Linked DNA regions of Homo sapiens: region 1 is linked to region 2. A link is a loop called in an ENCODE intact Hi-C map of the cell type or tissue named here. Cell type or tissue: Calu3. All regions are shown on one strand. Each heading gives the region's core, and the rest is flanking DNA. Links, peaks and the distances in the headings are about the cores only. Region 1 overlaps NPNT (nephronectin). Region 2 overlaps NPNT (nephronectin).

The links. Hi-C counts contacts between places; a loop is a spot of excess contacts. Peaks named below come from ENCODE experiments on the same cell type or tissue, not always from the same donor. Only the 100,000 strongest peaks of a DNase experiment are listed, where the experiment ranks them.
Region 1: a loop joins it to region 2, with 2.9 times the contacts of the local background. A loop is called at or near these places in 2 of 110 quality-filtered maps.

What each region holds. Positions count from the first base shown.
Region 1 is chr4:105,962,745-105,971,089 of GRCh38, reverse strand. It overlaps NPNT (nephronectin), which reads right to left. Exons shown (of 12, transcript NM_001033047.3): 11 at 3,646-3,902; 12 at 1-2,195. The coding sequence ends at 2,100. Among named protein-coding and RNA genes, the nearest start is that of NPNT, 71 kb to the right of the region's middle. In Calu3, for the core only: no CTCF peak of the experiment used is centred there; a DNase peak (open chromatin) is centred at 3,849.
Region 2 is chr4:105,905,851-105,914,195 of GRCh38, reverse strand. The region is part of intron 2 of NPNT (nephronectin); the gene reads right to left. Among named protein-coding and RNA genes, the nearest start is that of NPNT, 15 kb to the right of the region's middle. In Calu3, for the core only: no CTCF peak of the experiment used is centred there; a DNase peak (open chromatin) is centred at 4,315.

The DNA of each region.
Region 1 (8,345 bases), core at 65-8,064, 57 kb before region 2:
ATCATCCATTGAACAAATGAAAGGCTTATACCTTTAACATGAAGAAACATTGAAAACCACCGCCACACTAGGACATTACTGAGATACTAAAATATCTGTCCATCATACTCTCATTTGGAATAAATAGTTTCCTTTTTTCTTTAATACTGCTAGGATTGCCATAAGGGAGAGATATTTCAGTGAGCTCAGCATTTGGTGGGCTCTTCCCCTTTCAATCCCTCTCCATTAGGAGGTCAAGAGGGAAATGCCTAAATTAAGCCTTGTCCAAATTATTTAGTTCTAAAGATTTTCACTGCATACTACTAGTAGGATCAAAACATCTTTTGGGAAATTCTATAATTTGTTACTTTTCCTTGGGTAAGAACATCTTTAACCATCTTAAATAGACAAATTTTTATCTAATTTTTTAGAAAGAGAGAGAGATACTGAGATTTTCACACTTCTTTTTTTATGAAGTATTCTAACAATGGCCCCTGCCAAGAAATGCTCCCTTATACTCTAGTCTAAGCCAGTTTCCTCTTGTTCTATTCTTAGTGCATATGGAGAACAGCTGGTCGCCACCCTCTCTGTGCCAACCCTTCATATACTTGAAAACCATCAATGGTTTGCCCCTCAGTCTTCTCTTCTCCAGGCTCAATAATCCCAGTTCCTTTAATTTTCCATCATAGATCTTTTTTTCCAACCCTTTAATCATCTTTGTGATTCCTGGCAAAAATAGCAGAAAATATTCTGATTACTTAATCAGAAATTAAGACAAACCTCAGGAATGATGCCTTTTAAAAGTTACATTGTTTTTTAATATATTGGTAAAATATGCAGGGAGGAAATACAGTTGGGGGTTCATGGATCTTAGAATTCCAACTTGCCCTGCTCCTCCAGTGTGTGTAAATCCCGTTCCAACACATCCCATGCCTCTAAGCATGGGACTTGCTTCCTATCCCATCCTGACACAGCACAACATGAGCAACATAAGTTATGAACTACAACTGCCTAAACTTATATCAATTTAAAACGTTGTGTGAAAATCTGTTCCAATGGAGTTTCCCCCTATGCTTCCTCTCACTCTGCAACAGGATCCTTTTTCTGAATCAACCAAAACTTTTATAAAGCTTCCTACATATTACCAGAGCCATGTTATGATGGTAAAAGCTGTGGTTTTAAAGTGTAACTTGAAACAGTGACAGTTCTAAATTAACTGCAGTTTCTTGTCTTCCTAAAGGTTTCCTATCCTTTGCAGAGATCAAACTCAAGGCCATTAAAAAAAAATTCATCACTCCGTTACCACAACCCAACACTTCTGCCAATTTCCTACTGCTGCCAATATAAGGTCATGGAACTGGATGACATTTCACCATGTATTTTTTTGAGATCACAAGCTGCCCTTTACCTTGCAACTAGAGTCTGTAAATATTTGGAACATGTAAATACTTAATATCAATAGCACATTTACACAAAACACAATACTACTAAGGAGGGATTACGTGCCCACTCTACATAATTGTCTTTAACAGGAAAAAAAAAACAGATAAAAATAAATGTATCTTGATATGTTACACACCCTTATTTTATAAAGTGAATGGCAGTAAAAGTCAGAGTTCAGGTCAGGCCAGAACTAACTTAAGTGAAGAGGGTAAGTCAATTTCACAAGCACATTGTACATCATATCTCAAGGGAAGTCAATACTACTCATGGTACAACACCGAACACATAACATCATAGCCATCTGCAAAGATTTCTTTTAAAAACTGCTCCCGTAACTCACTCTCATAATTTGCTACAAGGAGCACCTTGTAATCAGGATGGAGGATGGTATGGCTCACGCATGCTGAATGCCTTCCTGAAAGAGACACAGGATGGAAGGCAACACCCACAGATGGCTTTGATGTGTCTGCGATGCCCCTGTATTTCAAGGAGGGTATCACTGTTCATTGGGATTGCACAAAAGCAGGCCAGAAAAACCTGGGTCACCAAATAGACTTCCTTCTGACCCACTGACCCACTCTTCTCCTAGGCCTGATAAAAGGGAGAAGAGGAGAGAAGATGAGAATTGGAAAAAGAGGATAGAGCAACATAGGAGTTCATTGTTAGTTCTGGAGTTGTTAGCGTTCTTCAGAGCAGTGGCCTTTTTTCAAGCTCACATCATCTAATCCAATCTCCCCAGTGTGACCACGCCTTTTTTCACCTTTGAAGACGACCTAGGGAGAGAATGCACACACCAGTCAAGCCTCCTCTGCCCCTTTCTAATGCCTCCTTATTAAGCAAAAATAAAGGCAAACCTTCCCCCAAACCAATTTTAAACTTATTTTGCAGGAGGAAAAAAACAGAATATAGTTGCCAGTATCACTGAAGCTTCTCTTTCAGTAGAAACTGAAGTCATCAAACTGTTCATCAGACCACATTACTCAGAATCAATTATTCTTTAAAAAGCCATTCTAAGCTATAGACCAATTCGATTTAGGATTGTTTATAAAGTGCACACTTTTGTCAAGGATTACCAAAGTTAGAAGAGTGTGATAGAATATAAAGGAACAGATATTAGGAGCCAAAGATCTGAAAGATCATAATCACACAGCCTATCTTAAATGTTTCTTAGTTCCTTTGTGGTTAACATCGCTTTCTTGCTGAAAATGGAATAGAATCAAACACCATAATCCAATCACACTGTTGCTTTACCTATGTAAAAACCAAAAACTTTTATTATTCTTACATTATATTTTCTATAGAGCATCCTTGCTCCTTATAAAACAAGAGAAAACCTAAGTGCTATGATTTAAAATGATTATCTTGTTTTATTTCTCTAAACAATAAAAATACTGAGAAAAGTTTTAAGAAAAAATATGTAAGAATTAAACAAAATCCAAGTACTCTGATAAAAACTGTATTAATGGAATCTATCTTTTCTTTCTAAAATGGTTTCTTATAAACTATACCTACATACAGGCATAGGTATCTCCCAACAGCAAGTTTCATAAGCACCAGCAAAATGATGACATTTTCCCAAATGCATTCATAATTTTGTTGGGATGCCCTAGACCATTTTTTTGCTACCTATGTCTTGATTACTTAAGATCAAATTTATATATTCCATCAAAGCACTTCCCACATCCTGTCCTGAATAGAATAGTGCTTTCCAATTGTAGTTCTGAGTTCCCACCCTACGCTGCTTAACTGTGATCTCTGAAACAAAGAAAAAAATTTGAACTTGAAAGAAACATTTCAAAAAAGAAAAAAGAACCATCTCCTGGGTAATTTATGGTAGTAAAAGTTTGAAATCTAAGGAATTAAAAGGAAAGGGAAAGCAGGAACAATTAAGCTCACCACCCCACCCTTGGAAGTTTCTGTTGATCAACTTTAAAAAAAACCAAAAAAACTTTTCTATTCCTAGATTTTTTTTTCCATTAAAAAAAAATGGATCTTTACCAGGGTTAGGGAGAGGTGGTGATCACAGGTTGCAATGAAGAAGGATGAAGAAGCAGAAAGTGGTTTCAGAAAGAGACACTGAATGGAGTCATCAGGCCCAGAAAAAAACCCAAACCTTTATCTGAGCCTGAATTCACACAGCAAGGCTTCTTCAAATTCAGATCCCAGAGTTCTCCTATGAAAGGAAAACGTCCCAGGTCCTGCCTCCTTTGTGGATCTACTTACGCTCTTGATGTCAGCCCCTCGCAAGGTGATCTGTGTTTGCCTCCAGCCATGGCCACCATTTCTTCCCCACAGGGCTGCTCCGTGGGCACCGTGTTTTCTCACAAACACCTGGAGTGTGCCAGAGTGCAGCCCCGTCACCTTGTGCCTGAATGACAGGCACAGGTCCCCTGAATGCATGAGGCGGCCGAGAGGTAGCACCAAGCGTGCAGCTTTTCCCCCTGGGGCTTTGGCTGCCGACACTGTCAGATATTGTCCACCTGGAATGGGAAAAGCAGGGCTGTGTGTATGTGCCAATATCCCTTTCTAGAACAAGCAGCATGGACAGGAGTTTTAGTTTTTTTTTTTTTTTCTTTTCTTTGTAAAGAATTCCAGATTTTTGAAGAAGAAAAATATGACTTATTTGTATGCCTGTCTTAAGTTCTATGGTATGTGTTTACAGAAAACATTCACTTACTTTGCTCATGGAAAGTACAAGTAATGCCAGAGACACACAATAATTAGTAACCAAACACTATGAATATTTCCAGTGGAATATGATCAGACATATAGGCATACAACAACATATACACATTCACCACCTTGTGACCCTCACCAGTTTATGATAACGTTGTCCAACACCCCTGGCGATCTGGCTTGGTGGTTTGGTAAAACTGACCCTAAATTTCTAGGGAGAATTTTCTGGTGGATAATTAACCTCTGAACAGTAAAGCAGATGGTGATTTAAAGGGCCCTATATCTGCTTATTCTCTCCTCCCCCAACTTAAAAAAAAAAAATCTCTAAACGTAAAGGTTCTTTAAAAAAAAAATCAGAGTTGGCAGAGCTTCTCACACTGGTGTAAATCTAACACCAGGAAGATACAGAGGTATTCAGGAAACCCTCCCCGTCTTCCTGGAGCTTCAATTTTATTTGGAGGTAAGCCATTTAAAACATTTTTATAGTAAAACAAATCTATATCATATCTATTCTATAAATATGTCCTATTATATATACATGAACACAAATATTAATAAAAACTTTCACTTTAGATAGACCACTTTGATGATGTTCTCAGATCCCTAGGGCTACAGAGTTTTCTTCCCTCTGTTGTTAAGGAAACTGCATTAGAAAAAAAATGGTTAAGCAGCAGTGAAGTGGGGGGTGCTGCTTCTCAAGAGAGAGAAAGTTGCAAGTAGTATTTTGAAACTTGATCCATGTACAAATGACATTCCCTCAGGCTATTTTATCTCAGTCAACTGAAAACACACTGTATGTTTCAACACTGGTTTTTCCATAGAAAAATGGTTGGAATGTTGAACATGTGTATCTATTTTGGTAGTAATCCCATTTAGTTTTCAGTTAACAGATATAAACTATCATCTCTTTCTTATGCTTAATTTATACAGGACATGATAAAATTTGGTATTAACTTTTTATTCCAGTGTCTTCTCTAACAAGTCCCGTCGGAGCTCTATAGGTCACAGGTGATTTCTGTGCACTTACTGTGTGCCAGCCTCTGTGCTAAGGGCTCCCCAGCAGGTTGTGAACAACTTAAAAGTCTGAACCAAAGTTTCCCCCAAACCTCTGTGTTACCCTGCTAGCAGGCAGCAGGTGTTTAAGGATGTTTGAATCAACGAATGATGTTCCAAGGATACAGCAAAAAACTGCAGGGAAATAGATCCTTGATTCACGTACTTGAATCACTAAAAATACATAATGTCTTAAGAATCTTTCTCCCACTTCCCTTGTCCCCTTCCTCCACAAACTAATCCAAACAATATTTTGGGCCAAAATATTTACATGTCTCACTATAAGTCAGCTTTTGAATCATCACAGGTACTCTGGTTAAGACTAAGATATAAGGTTATTACAGTTAACCTGCAAGTTTCGAGAAAACAAGGATTAAGTCCCTGTGGAATGTACACTGATACCATTCTGCCAGACGCTACCTGCAAACAAGACAACCTAACACACCAAGGTATTCTTTGCATATGCATTTAAAACTCTAAAATTTACAACATGATAAATGAGGTTATGATTGTTCTTCCTCTGTAGAGCTACTCTGTGCGCACCAGGTTTTGCTTTTGCCGTTTTTTTTTTTTTTTTTGGCCATGAAGAATTCGTTCCCTTTGTAATAAAGGAAATGATACAAGTTGGAACATTAACTAAGGGAAAAATTGATTCAGTGTCAAGCAAGTTACCTATTAAAATTTTCACTTCTGATTTCATAATTCTGGTGATAAATGTACAATTATATTAAACATTCATTCAGTTTACAGTATCACAATATCTCAAGAATTTTGGGGAGGGAGGGTAAATAATAGATGCTGCAAAACTTGACCAGAAAGTTGGGTTATAAAATGTTAGTTTATTTATTTTTAATTCTGTAGTGGTTGGTGCCTTTAAATTTTCAATTCACAAAATCTAGAGGTATTTGTGAAGGTTTTGACTTCTGAACTTTTCTTATGTAATACATTCACATAAATGCACATGAATATGAACTTTTTTTAAAAAAAGGAATACTATATTTGCAGTGTTGTAAGTTGCTTCTTGTATAACCATTTTTCTATGGTAGCAAATACACTTTGCATTGCTGCAAGTATGCCAATAACCATTTAGCCAATTTCTTACTGAAGAACATTTAAGTTTCCAAATTTGCATGTTAAGATAAAAATACCATAAAATAGACAAACAAAAATGTTTTTAAATATTTGCAACAAATTAAAAAAGGATAATTTTTCTTTTTGTATAGAAAACTTCCATAAATCAATAAAAATACTAAAGAAAAATAAAGAACATCAGAGAAAAAATGACAAATATATGAAAATGTGATCAACTTTTCACAATAAAAGAAATGCAAAGTAAAATTAAAAGAGATTCCTTTTAACCTATAAGATTGGCAAAGATTTTGAAAATACTTTTATAATATATTGGGAATGGTTTTCAAATATTGTAGGAAGAAGTGTAAATTGCTACAACCTTTATAAAGGGCAATTTAATAAAATCTATCAAAATTCAAAATACAAATTCTCTTTTGACATAGCAATTCCACATTTAGGAATTTATTCTATGGATATAGTCTAACATATATTAAATAATGAATGTATAGGGTTATTCACTGCACTACTGTCTGAACTACCTAAAGTCTTGAAACAACTTATGTTCCTCTGTGGAGGGCTGGCTAAATACATTGTGGTACATCTGATGAGTAATGGAATAGCAGCCAGCCATAAATAAGAATGAGGGTGTTCTGTATGTACTGACAGGGGACATGCTTCAGCCACAATGGCTAATACTATTTTAGTGGTAACTCTGGGCGAGGCACTGCTTGAAATGCCTTACATATGTTTAGTGGATAGTACTTATTATCCCCATTTAAGTAACTTGCTCAAGGTCAAAGCTAGTATGTGGTGGTGCTGGGTTCCAGACCAGGTATTCTGGCTTCAAAGTCCATGTTCTTCCTGTTAACTCTTAAGGTAGTATCGATAAGTGACAAAGGCAAGGCACAGAAGAGAATGCCATTGTATCCAAAAATATCTCTCTGAGAACATAATCAAGAAACTGGCTGCATCTTGCTGGGTGGTGAATGGGAGTCAGGGATGGTAGAAAGCTTTCACTTATATTGTTGATTTATTTTACATTTATGTGTATTTTAAAATAATGTTTTAATGCTGAAATAGACATACTTGTATGTACATGCTGGCATACTTGATACATATGTAAGCAAATTCCTTGTAGCTATCAGTGGCAGACAGAGTGCTGAGTCAGTTGCCCTTAATCCTTGTTCTCCAGAGATCAAGGTTCCAGGAAAAGGGCCTTAGTTCTAGCTTTGACACACACAGGAGAAGGGTGTGTCCCCAGGGCCACAGCTACATACCTGCAGCGCATCACCATGTCTGTCAGCAGCACAATTTTCCATTTCTTAGAGGCATTGTTAATTTCACATCTCACTGTGACTGAATGTGATAAAACCTAATAGCACCATGAAAGGCAGCTAGCAAATGCACTTATTTTGCAGCTATTTCTTAAGGTTTTGAGTTTTGAGAGTTTTCTTAGAAATATTAGCATATAAGAATATTTACAAATCTGGATCTTGGATTAGAACTGCACATCATTAAAATCATCCATAATTGGATATCCAAACACATATTCTTTTATAAGTGGTATAATCTAGATAGAAATAGGTAAATAATTAGCTTGGTAATTAGAATAATACACAGAAATTATTATTTATTATTTTTTTTTGACGGAGTCTTGCTTTGTCACCTAGGCTGGAGTACAGTGGCGTGATCTCGGCTCACTGCAAGCTCTGCCTCCCAGGCTCAAGCGATTCTCCTGCCTCAGCCTACTGAGTAGCTGGGACTACAGGTGCCTGCCACCACGCCTGGCTAATTTTTGTATTTTTAGTAAAGACGGGGTTTCACTATGTTGGCCAGGCTGGTCTTGAACTCCTGACCTCAGGTGATCCACCCACCTCAGCCTCCCAAAGTGCTGGGATTACAGGGGTGAGCCACTGTGTCTAGCCGATTTTTTATATTCTTCTCTGGCCTTCACATGTGATACACACACACATACACATACATACACACACACACATACACACACACACACACACATACACTCCATCCACCTGAATTTCCTAGAATAAAAAACCATGAAAAGGTAAGCTTTATTAGTATTTTCCCATCAGTGCTGGGTTATAATTCTCTCAACATATTCTAAA
Region 2 (8,345 bases), core at 124-8,123:
AACTGAATACCATTGAGTTCATGAAGTCTTCCTTGATCCTCTTCAGCAGGAAATGATTCTTTCCCTGAACTCCCTCAAATCTTTATCCCTAACTTTTTCCTATTTAAGAATCATAGAAGGAATAAGAGCCAATCATCTTACAAATTGAGTTGCTTGAAAGTAAGGGTCCCTGTTTTATTCACCTTTGTATCTTCCCAGCACCTAACTTAGCTCTTTACCTCTAGTAAGCTCTCAAATAATTATACGGATAAATTACAGGAACTCTAAATGCTCACATTCAACAATTCAATTCCATCTCCCTTCAATTCATTTCCCAAGCACAAACACTGTTAGACAACCAAAACTGTTCCACTCGGAGGTTTATGGATGGATATTATTAGAGAAATGGGAAAAACGGTTCAGAAGCACAGAAAACTATCCCATGAAAGTTTTGATTTTAGAAATGAATAACTGAAGAATTGTTCTACTTCCAATTGATTATTTCCAAAAGATGATTATGGTAAACAAAACCATTTGAAAATGTGCTGTACCATCTGTCCTAGGATGGATCCTAGTAAAACTCGGCTCAGAGTTCTCCATTTGTATTGTATATATTGAGAACACACTAATAATAGCAAACATCTGTCAAGAACTGTGGAAGCCACCTCCTTATAACCAGTAAGAATCTTGCAAAGTTAGATTTAAAGATTACAACATTGCAGCTCAGAAAAGTTAAAATGTCTAGTTTCTTACAGGTGGTAAGTCATAGGAACAGTTCCTGAACCCAGATGTTGGTGGCCAACCACACATTCTATTCTTTCCTTGGCATTGCCTCCCTAATGTAAGCCATAGCTCTACTAGTCAATCCTATAACTGCTAGTAACTTTAAAATACATATGCTTTAAGTCTCCCTGAACAAAGAAATTTCTGAACTTCTATTTCTAGTACTATCAATTTTGTTCCCAAATATTTTTTTTATTAAAATTCTGCCTTAAAAACATTTTTCATGACATGTGATAGTTTCTTCAATCAGTTTAAAGAACATTCTCAGGCCGGGTGCAGTAGCTCACACCTGTAATCCCAGCACTTTGGGAGGCCGAGGCCGGCAGATCACCTGAGGTCAGGAGTTCAAGACCAGCCTGGCCAACATGGCAAAACCCCATCTCTACTAAAAATAAAAAATTAGCCGGGCATTGTGGTGGGCGCCTGTAATCCCAGCTACTCAGGAGCCTGAGGCTGGAGAATCACTTGAACCTAAGAGGCGGAGTTTGCAGTAAGCCAAGATCACACCAGCGCACTCCACCTTGGGCAACAGAGCAAGGCTCTGTTTCAAACAAACAAACAAAAAGAACATTGTCTTCTTAGAATCAATTCCATTAAACATTACAATTCCACATATTTCACCAACGTTTTCCACTAAAGTGTCATAGGGTGATAAGTGACATTATTTACTGCCAAAAATATCTTAAACAAGGAACCCTTTATGTACCTAAAACAAGAGCATAAATGCCCGTAAGTGCTATTATAACTGATAACATATTTCATACAATAAAAATATTTCTTACCTGAATTGTTCCATGGAGAATTAATGAATATGAAATACAACTCCCTCAGGTTAATGATAGGCTGGTGTTAGTAATTTCATTTGGTGGACTTTGTTTTTATATTTGCTTCCTTAAGTATTAAAAACATAAACTGTCCTTTAGCTTAGAATGGAGGTCAATTTATTAGATTCATAAAACAGAAGAAAGGAATAATCAACTGAAACGGAAAAGTTTAATGTAATAATGGAATTAAAATTAACTTACTATAATTATGTATAGAATAAGCACATCTCTAAGAAATATAGTTTTCCTAAAAAGAAGCAATTCAAAAACACAACTAATGTTTTGTTTACAGCTTTGTAAAATTATTTAGAAGGTATGCCTTTCAAGACATAGATTAGCCAAAATTATTTCAAGAAATATGTTCATCTAACCTTTGAGCTGGCACCTTATCCTGGCTATTCTCTGCCTTAAGACGTAGAAAGCTGCAAAACAAATGTCCAAAAAAAGAAATTCCAGATCTTTTCTCTGTAAGGAGGCTGGACTTGGGTATTTATCAACTTGTTACATTCCCGGAGACTTACACATATTCAACTTTCAGTGCTTTTCTGAAACAAAAAAAAATCTAGGACATGTTTAAAATAGTAATATTTTAGTCACCATTTTGTTATAAAAAAACATTTCATAACAAAAATATTAACCAATAATTGAAGTTATGCTATTCTTCTATAGTCCAAATTCTAAATTTAAATATTTCAGACCTTTTGTGATGCTGTATTTTCAAATCCAATTTTTCATTTCCAGAATATTAATTTCTGATTCCTAGAGACAGTATCCTTTTATTTAAATTGGAGTTGGAAAACACATCTGAAAAAATTTAAACTTTTGATCAATTAGTAAGAAAGGCTAATAGTTTTAAAATTGATATATTTTTACTTACCTGTTTCTTACATACTGTATGTTCCCTTCTCTCTCCAACTTTGGGGAGGAAATATAATTTTTTTCTTCCCTTCCACAGCATTTTCTTCTTGCATGGCTGCTTTGGTTGTCAATAGCAACAAGAATTACCATGAAAGCACAGCCATTTCACTTGAACATACATAAATAACCCAGTTTGATGAAAGTAAAGGGAAGAAACTTGAAATGGTACTAATAATGGTCAGTGTTTGATCAACCTAGAGATTTTAGAGGTAAGAAAAGGGATAATTTTATTCTTCTCTGCTAAATTAATGCCTTTAAAGGATTAAATATCCACTGTAATTTACAATTGTATATTTATTTGTATAATTTGTATAATTTAAAATTAGGTGAATGGGGCCTTCCTTTGGGTAATATAAGAAGAAAAAAATTCTAAGTCCAATTTGATTTAATTGAAGCAATAATTTAACTATTGATCCAGAATGATTGCTATGTATTTTTAAAGACACAAATTACATTTGCTTGCTAGACTTTTTTTTTTCATATTGGTCAGGTTTCTACTGTTATTTTGAAAAGAACTCACCATATCTTGATGTTGACACATTCCTTAAATAGAATAATAAAATACATCAGGTACAATCTAAGCAAACAGCTGAAATCAAAGTGTAAATAGCAAATTACATTCTGGATCACACAAGTTATGACTATGGTTATATATGAGACAGAAAAAATATAAAAGGATACCGTTTCTTTAATATTCTTTAATTGCCAATTTTGAGTCATCAAATTTATCAGGAAAAATACTTTAAATTATTGTAAGCAAAGGTAAAACAACTTAATAAAGAATAGCAAACATCATTATGTTCTAACTAGTTGTATTAGTACCAAATAGCCAAACAGTTTTGTATAGTCTATTTTATCCTTGTAATATCTTAAGGTTGGGTCATATTTTTCCTACTTGGCATAAATTAGCCTTGAAATACATAGATCTAGTAAGTTTTATGGTATCAATATATACCCGACTTCAAGATAAAATTTTAGCCAATGTCCTATATTTTTTAATTTGCATTTTAAAACTACACAAAACTGCATTTTATGTCAAAGCAATGTTAAATCTGGAATAGATTACTTCTAGGAAGTTTCTGGGAACTATCCTCTATTGAAGGATAAGGAAATTTTTATATGCAACCATCACAACAATTTTTATGAAAGTTGCCAGAAATAAATGCCTTACATACAATTTTTTTTTTTTGCGGTATAAACCCCATTAAAACATTCACTAAAATAGGATTCATTCATAGCACATAATACAGAAAAATCTGTCTCATTTTCTCTTGATAATCTGTTGCTCTATGGCCATCATAAAATGGCCACAGTAGCAAATACAAGCAACATTTCAGCAAAGCTACTCAGGTAGTTTAGAATTCTAGAACTCTCTCCGGCAACTTGCCTAAGAACCCTTGCTTCAGTTCATCTGAAGGTTCTTTACTATACGTGGTTGGAATTAATAAGCACTCTGATGATTTTATGAAATTGTGACTCATAAACCAGAGAAACTAAACTATCTGGGGATTATGTTTCTTGCTTGCTAAACACAGGTTTATGGGTTTGGAGCCAGTCCTGAACTTTGGACCGTGTTAGGAAAATCAAGGATAAGAAACTTTAAAGAACTGAGCCTTTTTTTTTTTTAATCCAAAGGTATGCCCATCTTCTCATGTATAGTTTCATTTACTGTAAAGAATTATAAAATGTCTAAGTATTAGGCCAAGTGTAAACTTTGAAAAGAAATAATAAAATGCTACAGGCTAAGACTGCTGATGCAGTTACCATGTGACTCAGACTGGAGGCATACAGCCCCTTAAGCAAGCAGCACAGCATGACACACACACTTTGTTAAAGGTGATAAATGCCAGGTGCATGCATAAAAGGGAAAGGTCCTCCCTGACACAATGTACTTCTGCCTCTCAACCTTAATCATCAGCTAGAAAAAGCAATAGCTCTAGAAAGTTCTCCATACCCCAACCTTAATTTTCATGCTATATTTTTCATTGTCAAAAACAGTGATATTAGCCTGCAAACTCTTCACAGAAAACTACCTAACTCTGTACATTTATAACACCAACATCCAGGACAACAGACCCTATGGACAACAAGTTAAGTAGCAACATGGATGATCCTAACTTTCAGTACACTACTTTAGAACTATTAAAGATATAAAAAAATTCATCAGACCTCAACACAAGATTTAAGAACACAACATTTAGCAAACCTACACATTATTTCTTCATAATTTTATACTTTTATCCTAAAAAGTAATTGTTTCAAAAAACATTTTTGCCTTAGTTAGAAAATGAAACTGTACATCAGAATGTCTTAATTCTTGGCCATACATAGACACCAAGACACAATCTTTTAATTCTTCAATGATGTAAAAACTCAACCCAAGAGACAAGGGACCCTGAAACCACCATTATCTATGTCAAACTTCATAAAATACTTCTATAATCATGTGAACTTGAAATAATCTATCCAGTAGAAACTATTACCACAGTTAGTATATGCAATATAAAATCAACTCTAAACACTGAAATACACTAAAAAATACAACTAAACATAAGCTATGATTTTGTTTTTCTATTAATTATCAATGGCTTTGCTATTTGTTGGTATGTAAATATTCTGCTGATAATTACCAAGTACCTACAAAATCTTAACACTAAAATAAAATAGGAGGCACTAAACACTTTGGAACAATATTTTGGTGGGAAGTTTATGTCTGGAAAGTCCATCCATGGAGTTTGTTTCTGAAATTCAGCAACACACACCTTTGACCACTTAGGGGCTTTCCTTAGAAACTGAATTTAGGAACTTTGATTTACGAAAATAAGGTTAGTCCAGGCACGGTGGCTCACACCTGTAATGCCAGTACTTTGGAAGGCTGAGGCGGGCAGATCACGAGGTCAGGAGATCGAGACCATCCTGCCTAACATGGTAAAACCCTGTCTCTGCTAAAAATACAAAAAATTAGTTGGTGTGGTGGGCGGGTGCCTATAGTCCTAGCTACTCGGGAGGCTGAGGCAGGAGAATCGCTTGAACCCAGGAGGCAGAGGTTGCAGTGAGCCGAGATTGCACCACTACACTCCAGCCTGGGTGACAGAGGAAGACTCCGTCTCAAAAAAAAAAAAGGCTAAAGGTTTTTGAAAATCAACATGGTTTTTGGCAAAGTAAGCATAAATCCAAAATTCCTAGTTGTGTTTTCCTTTTGTATATATTACTACAAATTTAAACTGTGATGACATATTTCCTAACATTTCAGAGTAAGTGAATAACATCTACAAAAGGCAACCCTAATCTTGTGATCTGATGATGTTATAGCAAAGTAATGTCAGCTCTGGAGAATTTATATTATTAATCTACAGAATGGTTAAAAAGATATTGATCAAATGAAGTGTTTGGTTTTAAAATTTAGTTAAATCTTGACTCTCAACATGCAAATAACCCATGCCAAATCCTTATTCTCAAATTTGCACTCCCCTGGCATCTAGTATCTACCAAAGCTAATGTATGGCAGAAAATGAAGTCTCCTAATAAAAAATAATTGGAATAAAACGGTTTGTTCTCCAAAGCAACAACTATATTCTAAAGCTAAGAAATCATTTTTATTATTCATATCTGTTTCCTCCCATCAGAGTTAAGAATAACAGGTTGATTTAACAGTATTTCAGCAGGCTGTTTAAACTGAAATTCTCCAGAAAATTTATAAAATAATACAGAATGAAAAAATAGATGTCACTATTTTACCACACATCATAATGCTTTATCATGTCTGGCCTGTAATATACTCCTTCATTCTGGCTTTATTAGAAATTTTATTAGGAATTCTATTATGGCCATAATTCTTTAATTATGTATCAGTAGTAATTAAGTAATAAAATCAGAAAACTTAAAAAGAAGTTTTAGTGAATCAAAATAAAAAGTTTATTTGTATTTGATATTACTTAATGAATTCTTTACCTTATAACATACCAATTTTTAAATAACTGGTGTATTTTGCACCCCAATTTGCCCTGGCATGTTCCCAGGGATGCACCATCAATATGCTACTAGTATTTTTCTATGGTTGTAGCTGGTTATTGACATCACTTTGAATTTTTTTCAAGCCAAATTATCTTGGCTACATTTTACTATCTTTGAGGACTGATCATTTGTTTGTTACCGTGAAGACAGAAAACCTCGGCCCTGGCAATGCTAACTTTCTCAGCTCGCTGCCACGTTGATATACGGTGACAATTCAGACAGGGAGATTCTTGGTTCACGCTAGTCTCTGCAGAAAAGGCGTTTGAAGACCTTCTCTTTGTTCCTCCCAAGGAGATGTGACACTTACTGGATTGCTGCACTCTCAGAATATGCATTGAGTCATAATTTTTAAAATCACTATTTGCTTTTTTTTGAGAGAGAAATTATCCTAGGGTATATGTGCATCAGGATTTCAGGTTCTATTGCCTAGGGCTTCAAGAGTACATGAGAATCAGCCCTTCCGCACACCCCAGTGAAAAGATGACTTAGGTTTGGGTACGGGATGTTGATATGCAGAGTATTTCCTACAGACTCTGCTTTGAGTCTGTTCAGGTCTAAGCAACTTATATAAATCAACCCTTATAAATCCAGGTGAATTAAGAAAACAGTTGAGGTTACTTTGACTCCCCGGAACACCTATAGCAATCAGGAACTTTGGGGAAATAAGCACTGGTCAGGGATTCTGTTGTTCCTGGGCTCACTGGCCCATATCCATGTATCAGCATCAGTAGGGTAAATGATGCCTGGGAACAATGTTCATGCCTTTCCTCCTTATTCCAAGCCATAACTGGCATGGAAATGAATATGTATATAGCAAAATGGTGGTGAATTTATATATTGCTATCCAATGGATACAAAATTGATATTAAAAAATCTCCCACTAATTTCTTTGCAGATCCTCCTTTTACTGGAGCCTAGGCGGGGCCCTATCCCTGCTCTATTCACAATGTCTCTGGATATCAACTCCATTAGTTGATTACTGATCTTCAAAATATATCGACTTAAAAAAGAAAGACAAAATGAACTGGCCTTTAATCTGTTAAATAATACAGCAAACTTCAGAACATTGTTAGTGATTCTAACCTGAAACTATCTTGTCTAATCCAGAGCTGTCCATCCAAAACCCTATACAGTTCATCCATCACAGCTAGATATTCTGGGCTGTATCTAGCTGAACGTCAGAAAGCTATGCACATAATGCTTCTTAAACTATGTATAGAACAGCTTTCCGTGAACTGTACTTTTAGAGTAAGGGCCTCATCTTATGTTGACGGATCTTCTATGAAACAGCTTTTCAAAAACCACCACTGGCTTCATGATAGGAATGTTGCTGTGGCCCCTTCCATCCCATCATTCACTCCCACTCCGTAAAGGGCCACGTGAAAGTCTTCGTTCAGAACTACATGCAGTAAAACCATAATTCCTCCCACATAACTTGTTTGCTTTTTCCCTGACAAACAACACAAATTAAATCAGCAATAACATCTTTTACCTTTGGCTACCAGAAGCTAGTAGCCAAATTGTAGGACATATGTAGGATCCTATGGCTTACATATCTGCATTTGAAAAACCCTCCTCCTAATATTTTTATTTTACCCCCATTTTCCTCCATGTAGCCCCTATTTCCTTATTTTAATTGTGTGAATTCCTGGAAGCCACTTTATATACTTTCCCAAACAAGATAGGGCATAAACAAATAGAAATAAAGAAATCAATTTAATTTATCTTTTAAGGTATCTTCTAAGGAATCAAAAATAGAAGATGACTGAACAGAAGGTTTCTACTCTGTAATATTAGCCATGATTTACTCTCCTTTACATTACAGAT